Regions from separate parts of the Homo sapiens genome. Here all the other regions are linked to region 1. Evidence: chromatin loops called from intact Hi-C (ENCODE). Cell type or tissue: ovary. All regions are shown on one strand. Links, peaks and the distances in the headings refer to the core of each region. The heading gives the core; the rest is flanking DNA.

Region 1 (6,198 bases), core at 656-5,655:
CAGTATCTATATCACATTTTTAAAAGAATAAATCAAAGATATCTACAGATGTTTAGAACCACTATAAACACTGAACTGTGATCCTTGAGTCTTTTTTCATTTACTCTATCATATGCACTTCTATGTCATATATTCACTGTAACCCTCACTTTTACTGGCTGCATAATATTCCATCAGGAGATTGTACGATGGACACTTAACTTTCCCTTAGGTCTTCAGCAATGATCAAGAACGTGGGCCTCAGGAGTCAGAAAGATCTGATTCCAATCACTTACTATGTGACCTTTGACAAAATTATTTTAATTATCTTAATCTCAGTTTCCTCAACCAATAAATAAGAATACTACCTCAAAGGCTAGCACAGCAAATGGTGTTTATTTAGCACAGTGTCTGACATATAGAAAGTACTCAATATATGTTAGCTATTATTACTATCAAATATAATAACCAACACCAGCCTGGGCAACACAGTGAGACCTGGTCTCTAAAAAAAAAAAAAAAAAAAAAAAAATTAAAAATTAGCCAGACATGTTGGCATGCACCTGTAGTCCCAGCTACTAGGGAGGCTGAGGTGGGAAGATTGTTTGATTCCAGTAGGTCAAGGCTTCAGGGAGCCATGACCGCCCAACTGTACCCCAGCCTGGGCAATACAGCAAGACCCTGTCTCCAAAAAACAAAAGGAAATATATATAAAATAACCATCTATTAGGAGTATTTCAAAACATTATGTAATATTTTTATATGAAAGAATTCACTTCGGAAAAAATCAGATTAAGACATGAGATGGCAAAATATTTGGTTAAAATGGAATTTCTCATGCTTATATGAATTTAAGAATTCAAAGACATTTTGAGAATAAAGACTGCAAAAATGTGACATCCTATAGTAGTATTCATTTGACATCGAAAGCTCCAATTATTACCAAATAATTGTTATAACAGGTGTCTGTGAATATGGTAATTCAATTCTTCCACTTAGCATTAAGTCTTAGAAATAGTGAAAAATCAGAATTTGGTTAACTATTACATGCATATACCCCACTTTTGCTATATGGTTTTTCAGTCATCAAAAACTTCTATTTTTAAAATAAGGAAGGTTTGGTTGAAATTGGCACTCAAATCTCTTAAATATAAATTTCAAATTTATTACAAACACTTCAATTTCTTCATGTTTAAAGAACAAACCAACAAACAGGTTTGGGTCAAATTTTAAAGGAACAATTATGCATTTAAGTGTGACTTGCCAAAAAACTGAATCAATCTGGCTTTCAGATTTAAATTCAGAACACTGTTCTACTATGGAAGAAAAGCAAAATCCTATTATTTTCTTTCAAATCTTGGAGAAAGCTGCCTCCTAAGATATCAATTAATGTGACAAAATAAATATAAATTCCTTCCCCAGGACTAAAATAAATCCACAATCTCCACTGCCCACCCCCCCTTAAAAATGTTAAGACCACTAAGGAATACATTTTCGTTAAAATCCAGTAATGCTTCTATTGCAACAGTTTTATGTATAAATGTAGAAGAACAATTTTCCTCCTAATTTTATCAACCATGGAACCAAAATAAAACTAAGGCAGCCAATAACAGATTCACAATTTAAGATGCCACAAAATGATGAATTTCAGAATGCTTTTGTTTATCCTGGTGGCTGAAGAATGCGTGGCTTAGGCAGTTAAAAGTGTCAAAATGCAGCTGTGAAAATGAACAATAGCAATTAGGATTATAATTCACCCAAGCATTTCATTACCAAGAATGCACTTGAAATCTCTTTGCATTGTTTAATTTGTTGGAGAACAAGATGAAAGAAGTTAATCTCCAGTCCATGTACATGAAATATTTTTACCAGAGCCTTCATAAATGCTGTAGATTTCAGAACACTGCTTTCCTTGTTCAAGCGACAAAGGCCCATGGGTCAAATAAGAAAGGTTCTGTTTCCGTAACCCTTCACAAGATTCTTAGCTGAAGGCCTGTGTGAGTGCTGTGTTTAGAGGGAGAGGTGGCAGAGAGCCAATAATCTAAGAATCTCCTCATTTCTTTGGTTGAAAAACAATGGGAGCCATCAGAACATACTTACAATATAGTTATTAAGTATATCCACAGGAGGATATGGCAAACATAAAACAAAAAAATAACAGAACGCTTACACAAAGAAACCAGATCTATTAGAAGTTATTTTCCAGGCCAGGTGCAGTGGCTCCTATCTGTAATCCCCAGCACTTTGGGAGGATGAGGCAGGTGGATTGCTTGAGCCTAGAAGTTCGATACCAGCCTGGCCAACATGGCAAAACTCCATCACTACAAAAAATACAAAAATTTGCTGGGCGTGGTAGCGTGTACCTGTGGTCCCAGCTTCTCAGGACGCTGAGGTGGGAGGACTGCATAAGCCCAGGAGGTTGAGGCTACAGAGAACAAGACCCTGTCTCCCACTCCCCTCCCCCAAAAAAAGCTATTTTCCAATGAAGCTGTTGCTTTCAGAAACTGCAAAGAACCCCCTCAAGATGAGATTTGATGGCATAAAGAATTCCAAGACAAAGTATTTTAAGCTTCAACTAATTCAGAAACAAATGTAAACTAAAAACAACACTGTATGGTTTGGCCTTATTCCAGGTCATTTAAAAATAACTATTTCTAAAAAGGTAGAAATGGCATTTTAATCCTTCCTTTCTCATGTTTTCTACTGCCCTCAATCTATGCCCTACCCATAATTCCAGTGACCTTTTTTAAAAAAGAAAACAATCCCTCCGTGTTAAAAATAAAAATAAAAATTATGTCCAGATTTGAAAGGAAAAAAATGGCTAGTTTAATTCTGAAAACTTCTGACACAAATGTTTTAAGAATATATCACAGACGCTAGAGGGGGCACTCTCAACGGTTTCTTAAACACACACACAACAATCCAGACAAAGGTCTAGAATTTGATCTGCAAACAAAATTACAGAAAAAGACACCGCCCCTCCCCAATAAATTTCATACCATTTAAACTAACACTACAGTCAAACAAGTGACTTACGGACTTTCACCAATCCTAAATTGAGATTCCTAACTTGAAATTTTAAAAAATTATCTCTTTACACTTAGTTGTTGTTTTTTTTAAAGTACCGGCAACCATTATTATGACCTTCTGTTGAAGGCTCAAAGTCTTTGGATACAGGCTTTTCTACTTACATTTCCTTTCATGTAATTATCATTATAACACTTAAAGGTAACCAAGAATACTTTGATAACACCAAAAAAATTTTCTGTATATTATTTTAAACCAGTCTGACAGTAATACCAAAAGAAAACTTGACCCACAAAATATCTAATGATTTTTAACATTTCTGCTGTCACCATCAATAACTACCTTTTATTTCCAGATTTTTATCTGTATTTAATTTCTGCAAACATAAACAGACATGAGATGTAATAATGGAGGGAAAGTAAAAGAAGAAAAATAACTTTAAGAAATGCTGCTGTTTCACAAGAGAACATAAACCAGGAAAAAAAATGTTGCTGTAATTTTTACATTTCTTCACTAGTTTAAATAGTATCTGTAATTTTCAGAACAATCTAATAGTCACCAGAAAGTACAAAATGAGCCCTTCTCACATGTGTTCTATCTAGGCTTACTCAACATATTAACTTTCTCTTTGCTTAAAACAAGAGTCTTGAAAATGAGTGACTTGAAGAGTAGGTTTCTCTGTCCTGATAAAGATAGGTAATTACTAGGATCACACTGTTTAAATGTAACAGTTACAACTACTGGGTAGTTCAGCAGTATAACTGGCTAACAATACCAAATCTTAACGGACTCTAATATTAGGCCAAAAAGAAAGTTAAGAGAGGGAATGAAAGATGGAAGGAATCACCAAAGAATGAAGAATACAAGAATAAAATCCATAGACACAATCATTATTGTTTATGAAACTGTTTGTTGTTTCCAAAGTGCTTTTACTCATTTTCACATTTGCTTCTCAGAACACTCCAGCAACTTCACTCTGCACAACTCAGCAACACTGACTCACTAGATCTTTAGTGCCAACTGCGAGAAGTTACCATCCTCAAGTTTTGCACACATGCTTTGATATGGTTTGGCTGTGTCCCCACCCAAATCTCATCTTGAATTGTACTCTCATAATTCCCACGTGTTGTGGGAGGGACCTGTTGGGAGATAATTTGAATCATGAGGGCGGTTTCCCTCATACTGTTCTAGTGGTAGTGAGTAAGTCTCACAAGATTTGATGGTCTTTTTTTTTTTTTTATACTTTAAGTTCTAGGGTACATGTGCACAACGTGCAGGTGTATACATGTGCCATGTTTGTATGCTGCAACCGTTAACTCGTCATTTACATGAGGCATATGTAATGCTATCCCTCCCAAGATCTCATGGTCTTATCAGGGGTTTCTGCTTTTGCCTCTTCCTCATTTTCCCTTGCTGCTGCCATGTAAAAAGTGCCTTTCACCTCCCGCCATGATTCTGGGGCCTCCCCAGCCATGTGGAACTGTGTCCAATTAAACCTCTTTTTCTTCCCAGTCTTGGGTATGCCTTTATCAGCAGCATGAAAATGGACTAACACATGCTTCTAGAGCTATGTAAACACAGCCAGTATTCAGTTAGTCAAGGGTCAACTATTCAGTTTGTAAATTATTAGTGTTCATCGTAGCCCTCCTCTTTATTCTCCATTTTCTGCTTATTTGACTACTTGACATTCAGATAATATCAAATTATTTTACTTGGTAAGTTTCAGTCCAGTTTTTAGAGGTAGAATTGATTAAAAGCTAAAATGAGGCTTTTACTTACAGGCAGTCAATACTTCTTATCTACATTAAGAATCATCAGTAAAATAATTAACAAGAAAAAACTTGAGCAGTCCTTGTTGGTATTTTTTCCTCTTAAAAGTTCAAGAATATGCTTTGCTAAAACAAAACTATACACCAAGAGAAAAGGTAAAGTATAGGTATAATGTGGTACTAACTGCTAACAAAGGAATAAGGAGTAAAGTGAAACAGATTGAGAAGTATTTTTCCCAGTTTGCCTTTTAAATTTTATTCCTTTAAAAAAAAACTGAAGTCAAATGAATCTATATTTTTTATATGGTTTCTCTTTGTTTTAAGCTTATTGTCAAGATTTCACTCATCCTGAGATCAGGCAATCTTTTATTTGAGACCTCTAAATGTGTTCTGACGTACGCATGCATACACACACCCATACTAAGATAATTTAAAAGACAGAAACATCTGGAGACAGAAATAAACATAACTTAGTTCCAAGCAACAGTTTTAAATAATGTTTTTCTTTATATTAATACTCTCCTGTATTTTCCAAATTTTTTCAAAGTATTATATTGTAACCAAGGTTAAACTACTAAAGGCCATTAAAAATATAAGTACTGTATCATCATTAGCTACATTTTAACTATTTATAGGCAAGTAAACATCATGGTAGACCACATGAATATTATCTGTACTTCCAATATCTTGTTTTATCAGGTTAATAAGTGCAGCAAACAGTAACTAAAATATATACATACAGACTAAAATATGTACACCAAGTGCTATGTATGCAAAACCACAGAGAACAATTTAAGTACCCAATTTTGGAATTAATATGATTTTTTAAAACTGTTAGGGATGAATAATTCTTGACATCAAAATCTGTATTTAAAAGTCACCTTTTATCCTCAATGCCACAAAGGTTTCAGAAAAGATACTTTTATAAATTAAATGCTCTTATTAAGTATAAATCTTCTTAATAATTTTTTTAACATAAAACACCCATAAAATTAACATTGTAGAATAGGGGTACCCAACCCCCGGAGTTGCGGACCGGCCTGTTGGGAATGGGGCTGCATGGCAGGACATGAGCAGTGGCGAGCGAGCGTCACTGCCTGAGCTCTGCCTCCTGTCAGATCAGTGGTGGCCTTAGGAGCGTGAACCCTGTTGTGAACTGTGCATGTGAGGGACCTAGGCTGTGTACTCCTTATGAGAATCTAATGCCTGATGGTCTGAGATGGAACAGTTTCATCCGGAAACTATCCTCCCCAACCCCTGGTCTGTGCAAAAATTGTCTTCCACAAAACTGATCCCTGGTGCCAAAAAGGTTAGAGACCACTGCTGCAGAAGACAGTTTCCTCAGGTAACAAAAGTCTTAAACCAGAAACATTTGGTCTTTCTTTTTATGTTTCCATCCATAACATTAGATAAATAGTTTTAA
Region 2 (6,198 bases), core at 689-5,688, 130 kb after region 1:
CTACCTCCCGGGTTCAAGTGATTCTCCTGCCTCAGCCTCCCGAGTAGCTGAGACTACAGGTGCAGGCCACCACACCCACCTAATTTTTGTATTTTTAGTAGAGACGGGGTTTCACTATGTTGGCCAGGTGGGTCTTGAACTCCTGACCTCGTGATCCACCCGCCTCAGCCTCTCAAAGTGCTGGGATTACAGGTGTGAGCCGCTGCGTCCAGCCTTAATTATTTTTTGAGATGGAGTCTCGCTCTTGTCGCCCAGACTGGAGTGCAATGACGCGATCTTGGCTCACTACAACCTCCGCCTCCCAGGTTGAAGCGATTCTCCTGCCTCAGCCTTCCTAGTAGCTGGGATTACAGGTACCCGCCATCACACCCAGGTAATTTTTGTATTTTTAGTAGAGACAGGTTTCATCATGTTGGCCAGGCTGGTCTCGAACTCCTGACAGGTGATCCACCCTCCTTGGCCTCCCAAAGTACTGGGATTACAGGCGTGAGCCACCGTGTCTGGCCTATTTTCTTTTTAGAGACTGTGTTTTGCCATGTTGGCCAGGCTGATCTTGAATTCTTGACCTTAAGTGATTTGTCCGCTTCAGCCTTTGAAAGTGTTGAGATCACAGGTGTGAGCCACTGTGCCCATCTATTTTCTTTTTTTTTTCTCCTTTTTTTTTTGAGACGGAGTGTTACTCTTTCACCCAGGCTGGAGTTTAGTGGCACCATCTCGACTCAGTGCAACCTCTGTCTCCTGGGTTCAAGCGATTCTCCTGCCTCAGCCTCCTGAGTAGCTGGGATTACAGGCATGCGCGACTATGCCCGTCTAATTTTTGTATTTTTAGTAGAGACGGGGTTTCACTATGTTGGCCAGGCTGGTCTTGAACTCGTGACCTCAGGTGATCCCCCTGCCTCGGCCTCCCAAATTTCTGGGATTACAGGCGTGAGCCACCACACACCAACCTCCTTCCTTTTTTTGTCTGAGATAGGATCTCACTCTGTCTCCCAGGCTGGAGTGCAGTGGCATGATGATCACGGCTCACTGCAGCCTCAGACTGCTGGGCTTTGGATCAACCTGAGGGCAATCCTCCTACCTCAGCCTTCTTAGTAGTTGGGACTAGAGCATGTACCACCATGCCTGGCTAATTTTTGTATTTTTTGTAGAGAGAGGGTTTCTCCATGTCACCCAGGCCGTTCTCAGACTCCTGGTCTCGAGTGATCCTCCCACCTCGGCTTCCCAAAGTTCCGGGATTATAGGCATGAGTCACCACGGCTGGCCAGGAAGATTATTTTCGTAGAATGAATACAATATATATTCTCAAGTGCCATGCTTGAGCCTACTACTGCTAGTTCTGGCTAAATCTTGGTTTTACTTATTTTAAGTATGTCATATTCAGTTGCGGTGTTCCTAATACTCCTTGTGTGAATTTCCTGTGTTCCCCCTGCCCCACCCCCAATGTATAACGAGTCCGAGGCTGAGTTACCTCTGAGTTTTTTCTTTTTGCCTGATCTGTAGAGAACTAGAAATTAGGTTATTTGGCATTGCTGATGACAACTATATGGCACAAGTACCTTCACTCCAATTCTCTGCTTATCATGGCCACTGCTAATTGATGATTGCCCTGTCCTATCAATATTGCTTAACAGTGCTAATATGGTAACCACAGGTCACATGTAGCTACTGAGCATTTGAAATGTGGTTAGTCCAAATTCAGGTATGCTACACAGGTAAAATACATACCAGATTATGAAGACCTGGCACACAAGAAAAGAATGTAAAATATCTCATTAATAATTTTTTGTATTGATTACAACTTGAAATGATAATAGTTTGGATATACTGGGTTAAACCAAATGTTATTAAGATTAATTTTATATATTTATTTCACTTTCAAAAAAGTGATTACTAGAAAATGTAAAATTCTATATGTGGCTTGCATTCGTGGCTCAAGTTGTATTTCTACAGGACAGCACTGCCTTCAAATCCTACTTAAGACAGTTCCCCAGGCAGTCACTACCAACAAACCAGAAACAAAAGCAGTAGTATTTTATGGGAATGGGAGAGAGGTCTACAGAGTTTGAGTTTTCAATCTTAGAATGAAAAAAAAAAAAAAGAACCTTTTGCCGGGCACGGGTGGCTCATGCCTGTAATCCCAGCACTTTGGGAGGCCGAGGCAGGCGGATCACTTGAGGTCAGCGTGGCCAACCTGGCGAAATCCCGTCTCTATTAAAAATAAAAAAATTAGCCAGGTGTGGTGGTGCACGTCTGTAATCCCAGCTACTTGGGAGACTGAGGCAGGAGAATCGCTTGAACCCGGAAGGGGGAGATTGCAGTGAGCGGAGGTTGCACCACTGCACTCCAGCCTGGGCGACAGAGTGAGACTCCGTCCCAAAAAAAAAAAAAAAAAAAAAAGAGAGAAAAAGAACCTTTGAGTTTATCTAGTTAAGTGTTTCCCAAACATATCTGTTCATTAGAAACTTCTGCGATCTTAAATTATAAAATTACAGATTTCCAGGTTCCCACCCTGGGGATTCTAGTTTAATAGATCTGGGACGGAGGCCCCGGATTTTGTATTTTTAGTAAGTAGCCCAGGGGTTTCTGATGTGCGGCCAGGTTTGAGAACTCCTGAGCTAAAACATTTTTACATTTCAAGGATGGGACTTTCCTGGGGTGACATGTTATTATTGGCAGAGCTAGGACTCGAGCACATGTTCCTCCTGGATTATATTTTGTACTACTGCGACCTAAGAGTCTTTGCAGAACTCACCATGGAATGATCATCAAACTGCCTCTCAGCCCGCAGGCACAATGCTCTTCCTTATTTGGAGAAAACTCAGTGTGTCTCAGCAGCCCCCTCTGCTGTCAAAAATCCCTAGCTCAGTCTAGCTGAGCGGGCTTTGGGGAAGCGAGCAGGGAGGAGAGCGAGCCCAGAAGAAAGTAGTGTGAAAAATGCTGCTATGGGGAAACCCGTTTGCAACCTGGAAGTGATTGGAAGAAATCTTGCAATAAGATCCTTAAAGCTGGATGACATGTGGGGGAAATCTACCTGACTGCCTCCTGGTCTGGAGGAGAGAATTTGTTTTGTTTTATTTTGGTTTGTTTTGTTTTGATACAGGGTGTTGCTCTGTCACGAGAGCAGTGGTGTGATCACAGCTCACTGCAGCCTCCAAATCCTGGGCTCCAAGCGATCCTCCCACCTCAGCTTTCCGAGTAGCTGGGACTACACAGGCGCCTGCCACCCTGCTCTGCTAATTTTTAATTTTTTTGGGTAGAGATGGGGGTGAGGGAGATAGGAGTCGGGGGGGATGCTTGCCTTGTTGCCCTGGCTGGTCTCGAACTTGCGAGCTCAAGCAGTCCCCTCTCCTCGATCTCCCAAAATGCTGGGATTACAGGCGTGAGCCACCGTGTTTGGTCTAGAGGAGGGAATTTGAACAAATTATTTCACTTCCCTGGGCCTCAGTTTCCTCATCTGAACAAGGGCCATAATGACACGCTCTGTCCCTTTTCTTCCTCAGAAACTATTTTAATAGTCTAATTAACTAATGGGGATGGTGTTATCAATGTTTGGTCCAAAGACACACAGCTATTTAGAGATAGAGCTGGACTTTGAACTCCTGGTTCCCAGTTGAGATGTATCATACAATTTCTGCTAACCAAGGAGAGATGTGTTCAGCTGCTTCTAGAGGGACAGAGGCAAGAAAAACTTACAAGGGAGGTTGAGGCTGGCTTCATGCCTAAATGAATTAAAGCCAGGTGGCCACTCTCTCATTTATATATTCATTCCTTCACTCATTTATTCAGCTTACTTTTATTGAGCACCTCTTACATGACTGAAACTGTGTAAGTAGTGGTGATATTATGTCAAATTAGACATAGTTCTTCTTATGTCGATGGTTCTTGCTGTGTCTCCCTGAATAGTTCCTTTGCCAGAGATATCCTCAACTAGCTGTCACAGTGCACAAGTACCTTGGCTGGGTGAAACAATGGTAGCTACCAGGTATTGAGAGTTAGCTATGTGCCAGATACGGTGCTAGGCTCTTCCCATGTGCTGTCTTGTTAAACCCTCAAACCAAAGTGCTGGCATTACAGGTGTGAGCCACCATGCCCGGCCAATGCGATACTGTCGTGAAAAGTATTTTCTTTTGGTAAAGGCATTAGGTAGCTTCATGTCCTTAGGTAAAATGCATATTTATCTGTGCATGGACGGTCATCAAAGTGTTATTTACAGTGTAGAAAAATCCTAAAATAGCCAAAATATATTGAAGTAAATTATAGCACAATATACTTGAAGAATATTTAATGAATTGGGAAAATGCCGTGGTTAAAATGCCACTTCATAAAATGGTGATATTGATCTGTTTGATACTAATTTTATAAAACACTCAAATTTGGCTGGGCACGGTGGCTGTAATCCCATCACTTTGGGGGGGCCAAGGCGGACAGATACTTGAGGTCAGGAGTTTGAGACCAGCCTGGCCAACATGGCAAAACCTGGTCTCTATTAAAAATACAAAGATTAGCTGGGCAGGTGGTGGGCACCTGTAAGCCCAGCTACTCGGGAGGCTGAGCAGGAGGATCACTTGAACCTGGGAGGTAGAGGTTGAAGTGAGCCGAGATTTTGCCACTGTACTCCATTCTGGTTACCAGAGTGAGACTCCATCTCCATCTCAAAAAATAAAACAAGGCCGGGCGCGGTGGCTCATGCCTGTAATTCCAGCACTTTGGGAGGCCGAGGTGGGAGGATCATGAGGTCAGGAGATTGAAACCAACCAGGCTAACACGGTGAAAACCCTCTCTACTAAAAATACAAAAAATTAGCCGGGCATGGTGGCAAGAACCTGTAGTCCCAGCTACTTGGGAGGCTGAGGCAGGAGAATGGCGTGAACCCGGGAGGCGTAGCTTGCAGTGGGCTGAGATCACATCACTGCACTCCAGCCTGGGCTACAGAGTAAGACTCTGTCTCAAATAAAAAAAAAAAAAACTTCCCTCCACATTCATAAATATAGAAAAAGGGATGAAAGCAAGTCATTAAAATGTTAAGTTTTTATTATTGGGCAGTTTTTGTTAGGTTTTGGGAGAGTCTTATTTTCTTTGAGCTTTTAAAGATTTCCCTATTTTCTACCTTAAAAAAACACTTTCCCCCCCTCACATTTTAGGACAATTTTCAAACATACAGAACATTTGAAAGAATTTTACAGCAAGGCGAGGTGCTGTGGCTCACGCCTGTAATCCTAGCACTTTGGGAGGCCAAGGTGGGCGGATTACCTGAAATCAGGCGTTCAAGACCAGCTGGCTAACATGGAGAAACCCCGTTTCTACTAAAAACACAAAAGAATAGCCGGGCCTGGTGAGGCATGCCTGTAATCCCAGCTACTCGGGAGGCTAAGGCAGAATTGCTTGAACCAGGGAGGTGGAGGTTGCAGTGAGCCAACATTGTGCCATTGCACCCCAGCTTGGGCAACAAGAGCGAAACTCCATCTCAAAAAAAAAAAAAAAAAGAATTTTACAGCAAATACCCATATACCTACTACGTAGATTATACAATTAACATTCTATGACACTTGCTTTATTACCTGTCTATCCATTCCTCTCTTTCTCCATCTTATTTTTTGATGTATTTCAGAGTAGGTTGTAGACATCATGTAGTTTTCCCTAAATACTTCATCATGCACGTTGTTAAAATTCAATATTGGTTTACTTTCTTTCTTTTGAGGTAAGATTTACTTATGATGAAACACACAAATTTTATGGGCCATTTCATGGGTTCTGACAAATGCATTCACCTGTGCAATCCAAGCTCCTTTTCTTCACTTCCCCTTCCCTTTCCCTCCCCTCCCCTCCTCTCCTCTCCCCTCCCCTCCCCTCCCCTCCCTTCTCTTCTCCTCTCCTCTCCTCTCAGCGTGGGGCTAACCCATAGGCAGTGTGCCAAGAGTAGCTATGTCCTAATTGTTTTCAGCATAGATTAGTTTTTCCTATTATAGAACTTCATGTAAACTTCAGTGTGTAGTTTTTCTGTAAGGCTTCTTTTACTCAACGTAATGTTTCTGAGATTTGCCCATGCTGTTGTGTGTACAAATTATTTGGTCCTTTCTATTGCCGAAGGTGGTAAGAATGTACCACTGTTTGTATTCCCTTTCTCCTATTGATGGACACCTGAGCTATTTCCAGTTTTTGGCTTTATAACAAAGCTGTTAATTATCAATAGTCTTATAC
Region 3 (6,198 bases), core at 868-5,867, 880 kb after region 1:
GTGAGGTTTTGGCTTGTTAACTGGAGGGCAGAGTGTGGAATTCTGTGCCTGGACCCTGTTCCATGAAGTCTCAAAGGAGATTCTCACACAGTATGTGTGCCACCAAGCTCTCGAGAGGCCATCGGCTTCAGAAGAAACTGACTTAAGTAAAAGGAGAGAATGAGATCAGATTTAAATATGCAGTTTTAACAATCTGTCTAGAGGCACTGGATTTTCGAGTAGAGGGAAAAATGTGATCACTTACATCGCGTTTTAACTTTCCAGGCTGCATTTATTTACACAGTTGCTTAAGACAACAATACAAAAGAGATAAATAAGCTTGCACTGCTAAGGGGTGGCATGTTAAGTTAGATATTGAAAATGCACTGTCTGAGCTAACTACCATTTGATATGCTTTAAGGCGCAAAAGCCGACCCTTAGTTTTTCTAAAAAATCTAACTGGCATTCCTATTCTGTCCCATACAAGCTTTTTTTTTTTTCCTTTTTTTCTTTTTTTTTTTTTTTACTTTTTTGTAAATATCACCACTTCATTCTTCCTTTACACAGCTTTAAAAACATCATAAATTAAAACATGGAGTCTTATTTATAGTGTCCCTTGTATAGAGCTTTACGGTTTATAAAAGACAAATGATTGCAGAATTAAGCTTAAAAAAAAAAAAGAAAAAGAAAAAGTGGATTTGCTTTTGTCAATACAGAATAAATATATCCCCCAAATACTTGGGAGGTACAACTTTAACCAACACCCTGCACTTGCAGATCCCTCTTCCAATTTCAGTATTTGCAAGGTCGGTGATTTTGTTTGTTTAAAAATCTGCAGTTATTGTGATTCCTCTTAAAAAGGCCTGAGTTAAAAGTTCCACTCTGGGACTTGTATCAGATTACTCTCTGTAGCAGAATCCAACCTCTTCATTAATACAATTCTTCAAGGCAATTCTTTCACATAGGAGGAACAATCATGCCAGATATCGCTATGAAAGAAAAGACAGAAGTCAATGGTTTCTTTGCGTTCAAACTTCTCACTGAGAAAAATAATGAAGACTAAAAAAAAAAAAACACCCACACACAACTATGTTGTTCGACTATTAGCCACAAATTTGCTCTCATCTTCTCTGGAATGAATTTTCGTTATAAAATATACATGTGCTTTATTAAAAATTATAATAAATCAGCATGGGTATGTGTCTTTAACAGAACAAAATATCCTAAACATCTCTCCAAATCTGATTTCAATTTTAAGGCATAACTGGAAAGTTGCATAGTTTGAATACCACTGGGAAAGTTGCAGCTTCGAACCTTGCAAAATAGTGAGAATTTTCACTTTGTCACTCTTTTTTCCCTCCCCTTCACACCCAAAATATAAAGAAGTGGTCCATCCAAACTGCAAGCAGTTTCTACAAAAAACTTGGCATTCCCTATCCTCTGTATTAGCACAAAAACTAAGCCACAGAGCAGAAATCTTGAGTGCCTTTGCTTAGGTCCTTAAGCTGGGAGAAGGAAATGCCAGCTACAGCAGGCCTTGTTCACTGGGAACATAAAGTTGGGAGAAAGCATAGCTGGGAGGAGAAGACAGGTTTGCATGAAACTGCAGAATGTCTTCCATATCACGGCTTCACTCAACGTTTCGGGAATGATCTGACCATATTTCCTAGAAAACTGTAGCCTGGGGAAGCTGGAGTGAGATCCTGGGAAAAAAGAAGCCTGTTTGAGGTAACCAAAAATTGTTGAAAGCATTCAAAGCTAGGAGGTCGCAGATAGTGGTATTTAGAGAACACAGAATCAGATAGGCCTGAGTCCCACCTCTGGCTTTTCTGCTGTGAAGCTCAGCTTCTGTAGCTAGAATCACAGCAACACTTAGGGTTATTGGAGAGGTGAATAAAATGACACATGCAAAGTGCTTAGCCTGGGTTCAGCTCCTAGTGAGGACCTGATAGACGTTAGCTGCTGGGATTTTTAACCCATCACTTCTGCTACTAAACTAGCTGTGTGACCTTGTGTTAATTGCTTAACTTTTCTGAGGTGTATTTGCTCTTATGTCAAATAGGCACCATCCCATGTGGCACACTTTGTGTGATTGCTGGGAAGAATAAAAGGATAACTAAGAAAATTAAAACAGGGTGGCACCTTTGAAACATGTCAAAGTGAGAGAGATGCTGACATTACAAGCAAGGGGCAGCCGTCTTTGGCTCCCAATCACGGTTAAGTGTCTTGTCAGGCAGAGAGAGTCATTGCTTTCTTTTTATGGCAAATCTAAACGTAAATTAATTAGTGTTCTTGTCAGTGATGACTGTGTCTAGGAAGTGGCCCTCTTAGTTTACTATTCTGGAAGAATGTGCCTTTAAAAAAAAAAAAAAAAGCGAACCCCAGTACCACAAATCCTGCAAGTGGACACAGGGAGGCCACCCTGGGCTCTTAGCCCCAAGACCCCCACGTTCCTCCGGCTTCCCCACCCCCACCCCTGGTATTTTAGATTCAATTAAAATGAAACCCAAAAAGTATTTTGCCAAACACTTTTTCCGTTAATTTTTAAACCCATCTGTATTCACAAGGAAATTCAATCCACATGTTTCTGATTCATTTACACGTAAATCATCCAAATGTTGTTTTGCAAGAGCCTTTTTGCAGCCCAAAAGCTCCTGGAGTCCTTTCTGTAAGCCCTCATAAGCCTTTTTTTCTTAGAAACAGGAAGTTGTCTTTTGCCAAACGCAGACCAACTTAAACCCCCAAAGACTTGAGATCAGTTGGAAATGCAGTCCCCCTAAGATTCAAGTGAGCCCTAGGTTTGACTGAAACCAGGAGCTCAGTATTTCAATCCAAGCCTTAACTGGAGAATTCGAGATGCTATCACTCCAAAGGCAAGGAGGCGCAGGGGAGTCTTTGCTGTGTGACAGCCCAGCATGGCTCTGCCTCCCCAAGGATCTTTTCATCTGGGCTGGAGGTGGGTCCAGGCACCTTTATTAAAGACAGCGGGAGTTTTAAGCCTGTGGCAAAAGGTGCAAGTCTACTTTCGCTTTCCACCAAAATCTATTCTGCGTGCCTGGCATTAAAGAGCAGTTCCCTATAGTATAGTCACACAACTCAGGCAGTATCAATATGATTCAAAGCAAAGGAAAAAGCTAATTTGGTTGGTGGGTCCAGCCAACATTTATTAGCTGGTCTGTGAAAACATCCCATTTGAATGGCCAGAATTAAAAAAAAAAAAAAAATCTAAGCAGGCTTTTGGTACCCAAATAGTGTGTTAGATCAACTAGATTAAGCCTCCACTTAGGGCCACATTAAAAGTTCTAAAGCAAAGCTAACTGATGTACCAGTTCATAGTTAACAGCGCTTTTTATTTTGGACCATTGGGGCTGCAAACTCCAGCATCCCAAGAGCCCAGGCTGCGAACAGCAGTGAGTGAATCCCCTGGGTGCGTAAGTGAGGATGGAGGTGATGATGCCAAGGGCATGCCTGGGCAGTGACTCAGCTCCCACCAAATGCCACTGGGCAGGAATGCCTGCTCACAGCCACTGATCTTCTCAAATGTTTCAAGAGAAGCTAGAGATTTAGACTTTGTTTTTTTAAAAAAAGAAATAGCCAAGTTTATACATGATAGCACAAAATTGAAATTAAAAACAAATATATGGGTCTAGGGGGTGGGTTTGGCCCACTCCTACTTTCCTACCTCGCCTTCATCAGCCGACAGACTTCTCTGAGAGTCTAATGGGAGCTATGGAACCTCTCTTCAAAAGAGGTTGTGATGTCTTGGCACACAGTGCTGAGTATCCTCATGGGGAATCTTCATGTACCCTACTTGGGCAAGACAGCATGCCACAGCATTTCTGGAACATTCTAAGGCCCATGTTGCCTACACCCAGAATTTTGCATGTAATATCAAAGCATTACTGTTCTCTAAATCCCAATCATGACTTCCTAAACTCCAAGGGCAGAACCCTTGCGGTTGAGTAAATTATGGGAAAAGATCCCTGCCTGTGGCCTCTGAGCCTAGATACCTCCAAAGAGGCCCTTTTAATAGAGAAACTCCACTGCAAAACTGCCTGAAGATCTTGAGTTTTAGGAGTTGTTTTTCTTATATCTGTGCTGCAATCTGAAGATTATGTGGGTGAGAGGGATGGGTGTCTGGAGCTTGGAATGTTCCAGCAATGCCATTGGCATGCTAACTTGCCCAAGTGGAGTGCATAAAGATTCCCATGAGGACACCACCCTCTCAGCACCATGTGCCAAGACATCACAAGACCATGGTGGCTCTGCCATTTTCCCCAGCAGCTGGATGATCATGTTCTCTGACAGAAGCTCAGAAAACTATTGCTTTGAGAGGCAATGCATTTTTCATTACCGTTTCCATATTTTTGATAAAAACAAAGACAAAACAAAGTTCTGCAGAGCTGGGAGGGTTTGGAGTGAGAGGGTGGAATGTGGTCGTACCCAAACCACCACATGTGTAAGAATTATGAGCTAATCACTCAGGAGGCTGAGGCAGGAGAATGGCATGAACCTGGGAGGCAGAGCTTGCAGTGAGCCGAGATCGCGCCACTGCACTCCAGCCTGGGCTACAGAGGGAGACTCCTTCTCAAAAAAAAAAAAAAAAAAAAAAAAAAAAAAAAGAATTATGAGCTAATCAGGAACAGGGGGGTAAGTGAGTGGGTAAATCTTGCACCGACTGAATATGTGCATGGAAAAAATGACGATTCCATAGGATTTGGTCCTGGGCTGCATGATATCTAGGGTTGAGAAGAGCCAGCCTGAGCTTCAGCAAGGTGGAAAAGAAAAAACATCAGTATATGGATACTACTTTTGTGAAATTACTCTGGCCTTTTTGTTTTTAATTTTTCATGCGTAGACTGTCCAGGACATGGCTAAGGTTTAGAATCACTACATCAGCGGGGGTTCCAATGGCATGTAACAGCCTTCTTGGGGATGCCTCTGTCTTGAATAAATGAAGTCCTCTGAGGCCTAAATTGCCTGAAACCCAAGCTCTAAGCAGCATAAGCTTCAGGAGAAAGGAGAGGACATCTCCATGGACAAAGACTGAGCATAGTTGGTGACTCAAGTCTTTGGCTCTGGAAAACAGACACAGTTAGGTAGTCTGGGACCAGGATTTATCAATTACTTCACCTGCATAAGAATAGAAAGAGGTATCTCTGCATTTTTCTCTTTAAATCCAAAATATAGTTGCATTTTCCAAAGTTTTTCATATGACATTAAGTGTTCTTAACATGCAGAAAAGGACTCTGTAGGCAAACAAGTTTGCCAAACTAAATGAAATAGTCATTTTTATTTAACTGCAGGATGCCCCAGAGACTTTAATTGTGGATCTCCAAGATAGTGATCCAGGGAGCACCACATTCTAAATGTTTTTGACTACCATATTTTTATTTTTTAACAGGACATTTTGTGAGGCTCCAGAAGTTGAGACTAGAGTTGCTTTTTCAAAAAAAAAAAAAAAAAACCCTCAGATATATGGTAACTTTTCAAACGTTTTATCTACCTGGGAGACAAAGCCAGCTGGAATCATGATAGAATCTGTGAATCCTACTGGTCACCGCATGTTATCCAGGACATGTCTGTCTCTGCTTCTTGGCTAAGGTTGTCCTCAGTCTTTCTGCTGAAAGTGCCCCTTGCCCCCATCTCCCTGGCCCTGAATCCCACTTGTTCCTCCTTGAGCCTGTTCTGAATTCTCCTTCATCTTTCCTTCCTCTGTACTTCCACAGCTGGGTGCCCAGCCTTTCCCAGACAGATCTTCCTTATTTACTTTGGTGTCATGTCTCCCCTAATACAGGGAAAGATTTTGAGGGCAGGATTTTGTAGCCCTCTTGTGCCTAACCTAGTGACTTGAATATAGAAATGTAATATAGCATAGGGGCTTAACATAGTCCAGTCAATCTGTCTGGGCTTAAAGCCCAGGCTTCCTTGTTTGCTAGTTGTGTAAATGGGGACAAGCCACCTTAGCTTCAGTCTCAGTTTCTGCATCTGTATAACAGGGACAACAGACAAGCTACCTTAAGGGTGGTTGGGAGCCAGGCTGGGAATAAGCCCTCCTAGTCAGTGGCTGTGTTCACCATTATCACCACCATGTGACATGGCCGTGCTTAGTTCTTGGGGAATAAATATGCGTGTAGTAACCGGAGGAGACTAAGGGAGTGCTGCTGGGGAAGAGGTCTTTTAGGAGTCGGCTTTAAAAAACAGAACCATGCACAGTTA
Region 4 (6,198 bases), core at 838-5,837, 170 kb after region 1:
AAATAAGGTCCATATATTGTGATTGATTATGTCCTTTAAAAGGCTTTAAAAATCTATCAGTTTTCACTCTAATCTCCTTTATAATCTATCTTTGAGAAATCCAGATTGTCAGCATCCTCCTCTTTGCAGTTTGCTGATTGTATTCGTGGTATAGATTAACCAGTTTCTCTGTATTTTCTGTACATTGATGGTTGAATCTTGAGGTTTGATCAGATTTAGATGTGAATTTATTTTGGTAAGACTTCTTCACAGGTGGTGTTCTGCTCTTTTATTAGGAGCCACATGATGTCTGATGAGCTCTCTTCTTGTGATGTTAGCAGACTTTCATTCTAATTTCCTAGATCTATTAAATCATGATCGGTAACATGATGGTTAATTTTAGGTGCCACCTTGACTGGGCTAAGGGATGCCCCAATAGCTGGTACATATTATTTCTGCATGTATCTGTGTGAGCATTTCTGGAAGAGATTAGCATTTGAACTAGTAGATTGAGTGTTTTAGTCTGTTTGTGCTGCTACAACAAAATACCTGAGACTGGGTAATTTTTTATTTTTATTTTTGTATTTATTTATTTATTTATTTGTTTTTGAGAGAGAGTTTTGCTCTTGTTGCTCAAGCTGGAGTGCAATGGTGCGATCTGAGCTCACCACAACCTACGCCTCACCTCCCTGGTTCAAGTGATTCTCCTGCCTCAGCCTCCCAAGTAGCTGGGATTACAGTTGCGTGCCACCATGCTGGACTAATTTTTGTATTTTTAGTAGAGATGGGGTTTCACCATGTTGGCCAGGCTGGTCTTGAACTCCTGACCTCAAGGGATTGCCTGCCTTGGCCTCCCAAAGTGCTGGGATTACAGGTGTGAGCCACCGCACCTGGCCTATTTTTTTTTTTTTTTTAATAGAGATGGCGGCAGGGGGGGGTCTCATTACATTGCCCAGGCTGGTCTCGAACTCCAGGGCTCAAGCAATCCTCCCACCTTGGCCTCCCAAAGTGCTGGGATGTAATCCCAGGCAGAGGCTGTCGCACCTGGCCAAAATACCTGAGACTGGGTAATTTATAAAGAACAGACATTTATTTCTCATAGTTCTGGAGGATGGAAAGTTGAAGACCAAGGCTCTGGCAGTTGAGGATGTTTGGTGAGGCTGCGTCCTCTAGACAGGTGGAATGCTGTGTCCTTGCATGGCAAAAAAGCTAACGAGCAAGCTAAAGACCTAGACAAATGCCATAAAAAGCCTTTTTTCATAAGGGCCTTTATTTCTTTCACATGAGAGCAGCCCTCGTGGTGTAATCACCTGTTAGAGGCCCGTCTTTTAATACTATTACCTTGACAACCCCTGGATTTTGGAGGGGTTGTCACATTCAGACCATAGCACTGAGTAAAGAAGATCCCCCTCCCTCATGTGGGTGGGCAATATCCTATCCGGTGAGGGCCTGAATAGAACAAAAAGGCAGGGGAATTGTGAATTCAATCTATCTGCTTGATTTGGGACATCCAGTGCTCTTGCTCTGCGACATTGGAGCTCCTTGTTCTTAAGCCTTTAAACTCAGGCAGGGATTTTCACCATCAGATCTCCTACTTCCTGTTTTTGGACCTTGGCACTCAGACTGGAGCTTATACCATTGGCTTTCTGGCTCCCAGGCCTTCAGGCTTGAACTAGAACTATACTGCTTGCTTCCCTGGGCCTCCAGTTTGCAGATGGCAATTTATAGAACTTCTCAGCCTTCATAATCATGTGAGCTAATCCCTCATAATAAATCTCTTTCTATAGATCTACATATATCCTATTTGCTTTGTTTCTCTGGAGAACCCTGACTAATACAAATAGCAAAATAAGGCCAGGTGCTGTGGCTCATGCCTGTAATCCTAGCACTTTGGGAGGCCGAGGCGGGCAGATTGCCTGAGGTCAGGAGTTTGAGACCAGCCTGGGCAACACGGTGAAACCCTATCTCTACTAAGAATACAAAAATTAGCTGGGCATGGAGGCATGCGCCTGTAGTCCCAGCTACTTGGGAGGTTGAGGCAGGAGAATTGCTTGACCCCAAGAGGCAGAGCTTGCAGTGAACCGAGATCGTGCCACTGCACTCTAGCCTGGGCGACAGAGCAAGACTCCATCTCCAAAAAAAAAAAAAAAAAAAAAAAAAAAAAGGCAAATTAATAAATCTATCATCCCTTCTTTAATTATTGGCTGGAATACTTTAACAAAGAGAAATGTGTCATCTATTGTTATAAACTTCTAACTCACTTGGGATGAGAGATGACTTTATGATTCCTGTTCTTGCAATAAAAGGTATTTTGAAAGATTCCAAATTAAGCCAAAGAAATAAATTGCTAAGAGAGGAATTTTGGCATCAGAAACATCACTTTAAATGTTTGAGGTCCTGAGAATATTTGAGGTCTTGTTATGGCTGAAATAATATAAAGTAAATAATCTACAGTGCTACCCACAGCCCTCAACAATGTGCCCAACCCGCAATACACATTCAGTACATATTAGCCATTATTAACATCATATAATCTAACCATCGCATTTTAGATGTGGAAAATTGGGGGTTATTCATTTGTTTGTTCATTCAACAAATGTTTACTGAGCCCTTATTAAACTCTCTGAGGAGGCACAGTTCTAGGGGCTGGGGAAACCACAAAACCAAGTCTCTGAGTTTGTTGTGCTTTGTTGTGGGTTGTGGGAAATCTAAGAGGGTGATAAATGATATGAAGGAAATAAACAGGGTGATGTGTTAGTCCTACTGGGTGGGGCATTACTTTAGGTGGGGCGCTAACATTGGGAGAAAGGAGCCCGATAGGTAGAGGTGTAGAAAGAGGACTTTCCACGCAGGGGATACTGCAAGTGCAAAGGCTCCGAGGTGGGAATAAGCTGGACATGTTCCAGGAGCAGAAAGGCAATCAGTGCGGTTGAGTCTGAATGAGCAGGCAGAAGGGTGGTAGAAGGTCCATGTAGAGAGACAGGTGGAAGCAGAGATGAGAATCCTGTTTTTCTGGTGGCTTCTGTGTTGGTACATTTTGTATATAACTTTGTACGATTCGGGGGCCCACTTTGTACGATTTGCAGCTACAAAATACAGTGTTTTCAAAATCACTTTCCTCATCCTGCCTGTTTAGACCTGTGCCTTTTGAGAGCCAGTTCTGAAGCAGACAGCAGTTCCGTGCTGCACCCAGGTTTTCTTTCTGGCGGCTTGCAGCTCCTGGTGTTTTCAGGGACCGCTGGTGAGAGCTGCTGATTTGGAGTTGAAGAGCCAGCCCCAGGGCCGTTCCATGTCGTGCTCTGCCCTGACCTCTGGTGGAATCGGCCTGTTAAGACATAGACCAAGTGGGAATGTGGAAGTCCTTGCCTCCTTCTTCCATTTGGCTGGGAGTATGCGATGTATTATGAAGGCCTCCAGCACCTCAGGTCCTCTTCAGATTTTCAGGACCTTTGGAGGGACAGGATTTCAGACACTGCCATGGGATGGCCCAATGACTTTTGACCATCCAACACCTCTTGGCCTCAGGGATTGGCTCAGAAAGGGCACATGACCCAGTCTGGGCAAGTCAGGTCTTCCCTAAGCATTGGTACAGGGACCTTAGGAGACAGAGCATCTTTTTACCTGGGATTTGGAGTTATAATGTCCTTTTATACTTGGACTGCCAGTCTCCATCTCTTTGGCCACACGAAGGGAGGCTTCCTGAGAATTTAAATCAATACTGAGGAGGAAGGTGGGGTCTGGAGATGTGATGGGAACCATCATTTAAGCTCCTGCTTCGGTTTGGGCTTAGACTGAGCCAATAAATAACTTTTTCTCTTAAGCTGGTTTCAGTTAGGTTTCTGTTGCTTGCAACTGGAAATCTCCTAATTGCTATGTCAATCAGTGCTAGCCATCACTATTAGTAGTGGTACTGATCAAAAGTAAGTTTGAGGTAGATACACAATGGCACTCTATGGCAGAATCCACATTTGTCACTATATAGTGATCTGTTTTTCTGTTTCTAAATGTTGGTCTCTCTCATTCCATAAAGGCAGAAACCATATTTGTTTTGCTCATCAGTCTAGCTCACTGTCTAGTTGAGTAAGTCTTCAATAAATACTTGTGGAATGAATAAATAGTTGCATGGCAATGTTTACTGATGTGAGAAGGTAACTTACATTCTCTAATACTATTGTAGCCATCTAGGGGAATGTGCTTATTCTTTAGCTAGTCATGCTGAAGGGTTTATGGGCAAAGTTGGATGATATCTGCCGCAACTTAGTTGGTTCAGGAAAAAAAAGTATTATCTGTATGTGTATATCAATGACACAACCACAATGTGAAAGTTTAAGAGCTTTTAGCACTCACTACAACCCCATGCACCCATCACTCAGATTCAATAATGATCTGATGAGCCATCTTGTTTCATTTCTACTCCTACTACCTTCCTGTCTCTATAGACTTATTTTGGAATTATTTACTTTGAAGTAATTTCAAGCTTGCAAAAAAATTGCAAGTATAGTTTGGAGAATACCCAAATACTCTTTGTTTAAATTCACTATTTTTAAAAATCTTATCATGCTCCCTCATGTGCAATGTTTGTGTATATATATCTGTATGTGTTTACAGATATATGTGCATGTAGACATAAAATCGTTAATTTTTGGACCATCTGACAGTAGGCTGCATGGCTAAGGCCTCTTTACTTCATGTATATGTATATGTGTGTTAAGAGACAGAGTACAAATACAGCAAAATGTTAACCATTATTGAAATTAAGTGGTGGCTATAGAGGTATTCATTGTACTATTCTTTCAATTTCTATGTATTTAAAAATTATCAAAATAAAAAATAGGAAAAGAAAAAATATTACCATTGTCTTGATGTGCAGTCGTGATCACCCTGCTTTTAAGAAATTTCCAATCATGGCTGGGCATGGTGGCTCACGCCTGTAATCTCAGCACTTCGGGAGGCCAAGGCGGGCAGATCACTTGAGGTCAGGAGTTAAAGACCAGCCTGGCCAACATGGTAAAACCCCGTCTCTACTAAAGATACAAAAATTAGCTGGGTGTGGTGGTGTGCGCCTATAATCCCAGCTATTCAGGAGGCTGAGGGAGAAGAATTGCTTGAACCCAGGAGGTAGAGGTTGCAGTGAGTCGAGATCACGCCACTGCACTCCAGCCTGGGGGACAGAGTGAGACTCCATCTTAAGAGAAAAAAAAGAAATTTCCGATCCCCGAATTTCCTATAATTCGGGGAAATTACGGAAAAACTATTTGCATTATAAAGAAATGTTCATGTTCTGGGAAAAATATCTCCTCAAGTCTTCTTCAAATAATAGCAATTAAAATGATCCAATGAAGGCATACAGTTCAGCTGTAGAGGAAATGAAATTAGCCCAAGAGAACAAATCTTTTCTTTCCCTTCTCCCTTCCTTTCTTCCTTCATCTTTCCCTAGTTTGCTAAAATTTTTTAAAAAGCTCTTGTTTTCAGATTATAAAGTCACGGTAAAAAAAAGTTCAGACAATAATGAAAGGGGTAAAGAAGACATTAAAATTATCCACGACGTTACATTCTAAAAATAATAGTGAAAACAGCACAAAACACTGTTCTAAACACATTCATACTTTACTAATACCCCAAGGAAGTAGTTTCTACTATCATTCATATTTTACAGGTGGGGAAGTTGAGGCACAAAGGGGTTGAGTAAATTTCCTAAGATGAAAGTCCAGCTCCACCTAAGATTTGTAAGAGCTTGAATTCGAACTCAGGCAATCTGACTCTAAAACCTGTGCTCTTCACCACTATCCGACCCCACCTTGCTGAGAAAAAGGCACTTCGAACCCTTTGGTAAATATTCTTTTGTACAGATGTGCACTCTTGCTCACATACACACAAGTGCACACATATACAATCACGCACGTGATCATATGCATATACCCAGACATGTGCACATACATGTCACTAACACACATATGAGCACATCCACATTTTACAAAACAATCATTTTATTTATGGCAGTTGACATGGTTAGGCTTTGTGTCCCTACCGAAATCTCATCTTGAATTGTAATCCCCATAATCTCCACCTGTCAAGGTTGGGAGCAGGTGGAGGTAATTGAATCTTGGGGGCGGTTCCCCTATGCTGTTCTCGTGATAGTGAGTGAGTTCTTAGGAGATCTGATGGTTTTATAAGCGTCTGGCGTTTCCCCTGCTTGCATTCACTCTGTCCTGCCGCCCA

Evidence for each region. Peaks named below come from ENCODE experiments on the same cell type or tissue, not always from the same donor. Only the 100,000 strongest peaks of a DNase experiment are listed, where the experiment ranks them.
Region 2: it touches region 1 in a loop (2.6-fold over the local background); 73 of 110 quality-filtered maps call a loop at or near these places.
Region 3: a loop joins it to region 1, with 2.7 times the contacts of the local background. A loop is called at or near these places in 8 of 110 quality-filtered maps.
Region 4: a loop joins it to region 1, with 4 times the contacts of the local background. A loop is called at or near these places in 82 of 110 quality-filtered maps.

Annotation. Positions count from the first base shown.
Region 1 is chr5:157,817,982-157,824,179 of GRCh38, forward strand. All of the region lies in intron 1 of CLINT1 (clathrin interactor 1), which reads right to left. Among named protein-coding and RNA genes, the nearest start is that of CLINT1, 38 kb to the right of the region's middle. In ovary, for the core only: a CTCF peak has its summit at 2,861; no DNase peak of the experiment used is centred there; H3K27ac peaks cover 1,081 bases.
Region 2 is chr5:157,946,128-157,952,325 of GRCh38, forward strand. No RefSeq gene overlaps it. Among named protein-coding and RNA genes, the nearest start is that of CLINT1, 90 kb to the left of the region's middle. RefSeq lists enhancers at 1-57, 2,674-2,968. In ovary, for the core only: a CTCF peak has its summit at 2,815 (motif pointing left); a DNase peak (open chromatin) is centred at 2,864.
Region 3 is chr5:158,698,175-158,704,372 of GRCh38, forward strand. It overlaps EBF1 (EBF transcription factor 1), which reads right to left. Exons shown (of 16, transcript NM_024007.5): 16 at 1-968. The coding sequence ends at 937. Among named protein-coding and RNA genes, the nearest start is that of LINC02227, 290 kb to the left of the region's middle. RefSeq lists an enhancer at 1-251. In ovary, for the core only: no CTCF peak of the experiment used is centred there; a DNase peak (open chromatin) is centred at 3,465; H3K27ac peaks cover 402 bases.
Region 4 is chr5:157,991,809-157,998,006 of GRCh38, forward strand. No RefSeq gene overlaps it. Among named protein-coding and RNA genes, the nearest start is that of CLINT1, 140 kb to the left of the region's middle. In ovary, for the core only: a CTCF peak has its summit at 3,270 (motif pointing left); a DNase peak (open chromatin) is centred at 3,263.